Linked DNA regions of Homo sapiens: region 2 is linked to region 1. The links are chromatin contacts, found by Hi-C or POLR2A ChIA-PET in ENCODE. All regions are on one chromosome and are shown on one strand. The core of a region is the stretch at or near the end of the contact, and the rest is flanking DNA. Distances in the headings are between cores, read along the strand shown.

What was found. Hi-C counts contacts between places; a loop is a spot of excess contacts on that map. ChIA-PET counts read pairs that join two places held with the same protein, here RNA polymerase II (POLR2A). Pooled maps may share reads with other maps.
Region 2: a loop to region 1 is called in a map of B cell, with 6 times the contacts of the local background. The contact joins the promoter of GJD3-AS1 here to the enhancer-like site in region 1. A Hi-C loop is called at or near these places in 10 of 168 maps with a recorded cell type or tissue (B cell, CD4-positive, alpha-beta T cell, CD4-positive, alpha-beta memory T cell and 6 more), 5 of 37 single-sample maps with no recorded cell type and 16 of 50 pooled maps. POLR2A ChIA-PET finds 5 or more read pairs at or near these places in 5 of 52 experiments (A549, CD4-positive, alpha-beta T cell, HEK293T and 2 more).

The regions. Positions count from the first base shown.
Region 1 is chr17:40,613,688-40,616,758 of GRCh38, forward strand. No RefSeq gene overlaps it. Among named protein-coding and RNA genes, the nearest start is that of SMARCE1, 33 kb to the right of the region's middle. RefSeq lists enhancers at 1,102-1,221, 1,502-2,091. Within about 2 kb of position 1,809, at least 8 of the 41 ENCODE cell types and tissues checked have a DNase peak (open chromatin) inside an H3K27ac peak, as active enhancers do; they include B cell, CD4-positive, alpha-beta T cell, CD8-positive, alpha-beta T cell and 1 more, where a contact is called at or near this core.
Region 2 is chr17:40,361,321-40,364,097 of GRCh38, forward strand. GJD3-AS1 (GJD3 antisense RNA 1) reads left to right here and starts at 1,525. Exons shown (of 1, transcript NR_186704.1): 1 at 1,525-2,777. GJD3 (gap junction protein delta 3) reads right to left here. Exons shown (of 1, transcript NM_152219.4): 1 at 1-2,777. The coding sequence starts at 2,495. The coding sequence ends at 1,611. RefSeq lists an enhancer at 1,337-1,631 and silencers at 1,459-1,528, 1,649-1,728, 1,759-1,868.

The DNA.
Region 1 (3,071 bases), core at 559-3,058:
TCCCTAAGGCAGAGGGCTTTGTGTTTTGTACATTGTTGTGTCCCCAGCACCTAGAACAGAGCCTGATACATTGTAGGAGCTCAGTAAATATTTATTGGATGAGTTGTAATATTTATTGTAAATATTAGTAAATATTTATTGAGTTGAGTTGGTCTTTCCAGTGAAGTGGTTGCTTCTCTGTGAAGCTCTGTGGGAAACATAAATGGTGGGAGATAGGTTACCTGTCGTTAGGGCTGGCCATATGTGAGCCCTATAACCATTTGGTATTCATTCATTCATTCATTCATTCATTCATTCATGGAATATTTGCCCAGCTTCTATTCTGTAATATATTGTATTAGTCACTTGGGGCACAAATATGAAAGCCAACACATATTTCTTCAGGACAGGTGCAGTGGCTCACACCTGTAGTCCCAGCACTTTGGGAGGCTGAGGCAGGAGGATCCCTTGAGGTCAGGAGTTCAAGACTAGCCTGGGTGACATAGCGAGACCTTGTCTCTACAAAAAATTAAAAAATAAATCCAGACAGAGCAGTGTACCTGTAGTCTTAGCTACTTGGGAGGCTGAGGTGGGAGGATCGCTTGAGCCCAAGACTTGGAGGCTGCAGTGAGCTATGATTGTGCCACTGCACTCCAGCCTGGGTGACAGAGTGAGACCCTATTGTTAAAAAATTAATTAATTAATTAAAAATATTTCTTTAATACCCATCATGAGCCAGGCTCTGGGGGATACCATGGTGCCTCAGGCTGGAAACACCTTCTTTGGTAGAAGACACAGACTGTCTAAGCCACAGACGGGGGCGCGTCGGTCTCTCTCTGGAAGTGGAGATGCTGGGAAAGGCTTTGCAGAGGAAGGCACATTTGGGCTGCATCCTGACAGCAGGGCAGGCGTTCGTCAGGCTGGGGAGGTGTGGGGCAGCACCGGAGCAGAGTGTCAGTGTGTGTCATGGCTTGGTTTCCCTCAGAGGCCTGCTGGGGCCACCTTTTAGCTACACTCTTCACACCTCATTTTCCCACTTCCCAGACCCTCTGAACATGTCCTTCTCTCTTACTGGTTGCTCCCAGTTTTGCTCATCCCAGGGCCTTGCACCATGTGTAGCACAAAGATTCATTACGATCAATACCAGTTAGTCTAGGAACTGTTCTCAGAGCTCGGTGACATCCCTGGTGTGGGTGCAGCTGGGGACAGCAGCGGGACTTTGACTCCCATTTCCTCTCATGAGCTCCTTGGCCTGGCTCCCCCGGGAACTTGTTGTGAGAGGAGGATCACAACAAGGCTGGGCAGGATGAGGGCATCCCTGGGTTCTCTGTGCCATTGAAATACAACACGGCCCCTGCCGCAGGTGAGTGGATAGTGGGCCCATGTGGTTTAGCATAACCCAGAGCCAATGTCCTCAACAGGGCTGCCGATATGGTAGTGCTCACCCTTCACCTGGAGGCGGCTATGCTCCAGGGCACAATTTGACACACTTTAACAGGACAGCGTGTTGGTGCATTGGACTAGAGGGCCTTTAAGATCTCTTCCAACTGCACGCTTCATTCTGATCCAGTGATTCTTTCTGGCCTTGAGCTGGGAACATCAGAACCCAGTCCCGTGGTGGCTGCCAGAAGATACTGTTAAAATGCAACTAGAAGAATGTTGTTTTGGTTCTTTCACACATCAGCTGCTAATCTTTGTAGGATTTTCCCCTTCCCAGGGTTAAGAGAGAGAAGAGGAAGTGAAAACAGGAGGGGAGAATTTTCTTAAAGCACCTCTTGCCTTGTAGACAACAACCAAAAACCCCCTAGGGTTTGAACAGTGCTGTGTACTTTTTTTTTTTTTTGTAGCTTGTTCCCATCTACAGCCTGCCTCATTTGGTTCTCAGAGCTCCCCCAGGTGGGAGGCAGAATTCTGAACTGCCCCAATTCCACTCTTATTTGCAGACAGGGGGCATTCCTGGGGCTGGAGGGAAGGGCTGAGGACTGGCTCTTCTGGCAGAAGGAGGTATTTTACAGTCATTCTGGAGAGGCACTGGGGGTTTCTGAGTTTCTTCATGAAAGCTGGGCAGAGCCTTCTCTACACCTGGTGGAGAAAGGTCTGTGTGAACAGGGATTAAGCTGACTGTCCTCTGGGTGGAGCCCTTCGGCCATGGAAGGCGGAGGAGCTGGACTTCCGAGCACCGATTCAGCATCTGCTGATCTCTCCCAACCACCAGCCTCTCCTGGCTATTGGAGATCTCCGACTCCAAGGCCCAAGCCCTCCCAGTTGAGAGCTCCCAAGTGCAGTATCTACTGCCAAGACAGGGGTATCTTCCCCAGAGTCCAGTAGGCATGTTTCCAAATTTTCTTGTTGTTTAACAGATTTCATTGACAACTCAAAACATGCAGCTGGCTAGTGGGAAGCAGGGAGAATCTGGAGGCAAATGAGATGGAGCCCTCGTTCTCCAAGAGGTGGCTGTTCTCCTGATGCAGACAGACATGGACACAAACACAGTGTGAGGATGGAATGGAAGCGTGGTGGGGAGGGGAGGAGAGGGAGCGCTACACAGGACCAAGGCAGCCTCACCATTGCACGTTGGAGCCCTGATGCCCAGTCCCAGGGCATAGTCTCCCAATCCAGGGCCCCCTGCTCTGGTGACCTCATGCTCTGCACTAAAAATCAGCAACACACAACCGGGCAAGTGTGAAGGTCCAAGGCGCCAGGGGGCCAGTGTATTTGAAATAGAGATGGTCCCAGAAATTCAGGTCCCTGTTCCCATCGCCCTTTGGGAAAGGCGGTAGTGTGGCTCAGTTGAACTGAGAACAGAAAGGGGACTTGCTGGGAAGGGAGATTAGGTGGTCCTCTCCTGCCTCCTGGGAGTTTTGGCTGGGGATTGGGAAACTGGGACTGGAAGAGAAGCTGGGGATCAGGGATGTCAGGAGAGAAGGGGCAGTCTTCACTTTGTTTGGCAGAGATCAAGCGCAGGGCCATTTGGCATGCCAGCAGGGCTGAAAATGAGCCACTGTAGGACCTGGGTACACAGGGCCCCTCTCCCCCTCATGCACTCCGAGGCCCATTCTTATGCCTCTCAGACAAGTATGGTGAGTTGATCC
Region 2 (2,777 bases), core at 275-2,774, 250 kb before region 1:
GGGCTTCAGAAGGAAGCTTTGTGAAGGCGCTTGACTCACCCTGAGGGCAGGGGTGCTGCCCTCAGTCCCGGGTTTAAGTGGGGGGCGCTATTCAGAAACACCTCCCACTGCTGTGTGGGGCACAGGAGAGCTGAGAAAGACGCCAGGAACTCAGAAGGACAGGGTGGGGTGATGGCGGGGAACGCACAGCCTGGTAGGCAGGATGCGGTGAGGCCCGCAAGGTGCAGTCCGATGACGGCCCCTGGATTTCTCGCTTAGGTCCTGGGTGATCTTATGGAGAGCAGCCCACTGGCTGGTGAAGGGGGAGGGCAGACGGGAGGGGAGACACAGGAGGGGGATGCGCTGCATAGGCAGCAGCTCTTCGAATGCCCGCAAGTAGGAAGAAGGGGGTGGTTGGAAGGGAAGGCAGGGCCGGGAGCGCGTGTGTTTTGGGAGCTTTCTCCTGAGGACAGAAGGGACTTTCCCGTTTATAGCCTGGGGGAGCAGTAGCGGCGGGGAGGATGAAGATGGAGGAGGGAGGCATAACACACGTCTGGGTTGCCCTCTGGCCCGCCGCCCACCCCCACCCCACCTCCATGAAAGCGCCCAGCCCCCGCCTCGCCACAAGGGGTACTGTGAGGATGTTGCTCATAGGCTCCCGAGGATTGAGGCCTGCCCGGGGAAAGGGAGCCTCTCCTCCTCTTCCCTCCCTGGGCGGGGTCTCTTGGGAGGGGGGGACAGACCTCCTGTGATGCCCTGGCAGGTGGGCTGGGTTAGGGTGGTAGGGAGGGAGCCATTGTGGCTGCAGCTGGCATCGGATCCTGGCCACCCCCGCAGTGCATATCAGAGATCACACACACACGCGTGCACACACAGAGGTCACGCCGGATGTACACATGCACACATAGCGCACAAGGATGTTTCTGTGTACAGGTGTGCACACGCAGCCCACACAGAATGGACATGTGCGTGTGTGCACAATGCACTCACACAAAGCTCACAGGGATGTGAGTACACAGCTCTCAAGGGGCATATGTTTCTGTGTGCATGTGCACACAGCTCACCCGGGAGGGTTACGTGTGTCTGTGTGCACAAGTGGGCCTCACGCAGGGTGTACACATGCGCGCACATGCACAGCGCTCACACAGGGTGTACAGGTGCGCGTGCACACAGCTCACAGTGCTTATGTGTCCGTGTATGCACACTCGCAGAGAGCCCACAGGGGGACCACTCTCTCTCTGAACACAGAGAGTGCCTGAGAATGCTGGCATCACAGTTGTTTTTGTCCCCAGTAAAACAACCACTCTCCACCTTCCGCTCTGTTCTCCCCCTCGGGTCCACTCTCTCTCAGGGTCCTGGTCTCCTTCCTTTCCACCTGGGTGGTGGCATCCAGGACCTGCCTGAGTTCATTCTCCGCCCCCAGCCCGGCCTGCCCCAGGTGCCGCCGGCAGCCACTGGGAGGCAGTACGAGGCAAGTGCGATGCCGCCCGCGGGCCGTCCCCACAACGCGTCTCCTGCCGGGGCAGGTCCCGCGACAGCTCTGGTGGAAGCAGCTTCCGGCTTCTGCGGTGCGGGCGGAGGTGGCGGGGTCCGGCCCTCGCCGTCCAGTCCGCGCGAGGCGGTGCCCGCCCCTAGATGGCCAGATCTCGGCGGCCGGTGGCCGGTGACGCCTTGCCGCGGCCGCTGCCGCACTCGCGGAGGCTGGCCGGCGCCGGGTGCGCATAGGCCGGCGGGGCGCACGGCTCGGGGCCGGGGCGCCGGGAGGGCAGGGCCGGTGGCGGAGGTGGCGGCGGCGGCGGCGGGAGCAGCTTCTGCGCCTCTTCGTGTGCACGGTTGCAGCGGTTGTCACGCTCCCCGGCGCGCGGGCGGCCCTTCCAGAGCAGGTGGCCCAGCTCGGCTACGCTGAGCAGCGCCGACAGCAGCCCCACCGCGAAATAGAAGAGCACGAAGACGGTCTTCTCGGTGGGCCGGCTCACGAAGCAGTCGACCGTGTGCGGGCAGGGCGGACCGGCGCACGCGAAGTGCGGGGCCACGCGGAAGCCGTAGAGCAGCGCCTGGCCGCCCAGGAAGGTCAGCTCGGCCAGCAGGCGCAGCGCCACGCTCAGCAGGTAGCAGCGGCGCGCGCGGCGGGCGCGCAGGGCGCACGGCGCGCACTGGGCCTCGGGCAGTCCGGGGGCGCACTGCGCCGCCGCCTCAGCGCCGCCCGCCTCCTTGCCTGCCCGGTGCATGGAGTAGACGACGAACAGCACCGGGGGCGCCGAGAGCAGCAGGATGTGGAAGAGCCAGAAGCGGTAGTGGGAGACCGGGAAGGCGCGGTCGTAGCAGGTCTGGCGACAGCCCGGCTGCAGCGTGTTGCACACGAACTCCTCTTGCTCGTCCTCGAACACGGCGCCGCCCACCGTGGCCAGCACCAGGATGCGGAAGATCAGCATGACCACCAGCCAGAGGCGGCCCACGAGCGGCGACTGCAGCTGCACGGCGTCCAGCAGCGAGCCCAGGAACGCCCACTCCCCCATGGCGCTGGGGACGCGGGGCGGGGAGTCAGGGGATGGGGCAAGTCAGGGACCCCTGCCCCTTCCAAGCCTATCGGGGTGGGGTCCGTTGGACCTTCTCTGACTTCAGGGTGAGTCGTGAGGTAGGAGAGGCCCGGGTTTAGCGATGAGACCAGTATGAAACGGAGGGCCACGGGAGGGCCCGAGGGGAGCAGGCGACGCTCAGCTATGGGTTACCTTCTCTTTGGGACCGATGGGTGCTGGGGAGGATCCCCCATTTGCATTTTAGCCGCACCCCCTGAGCCG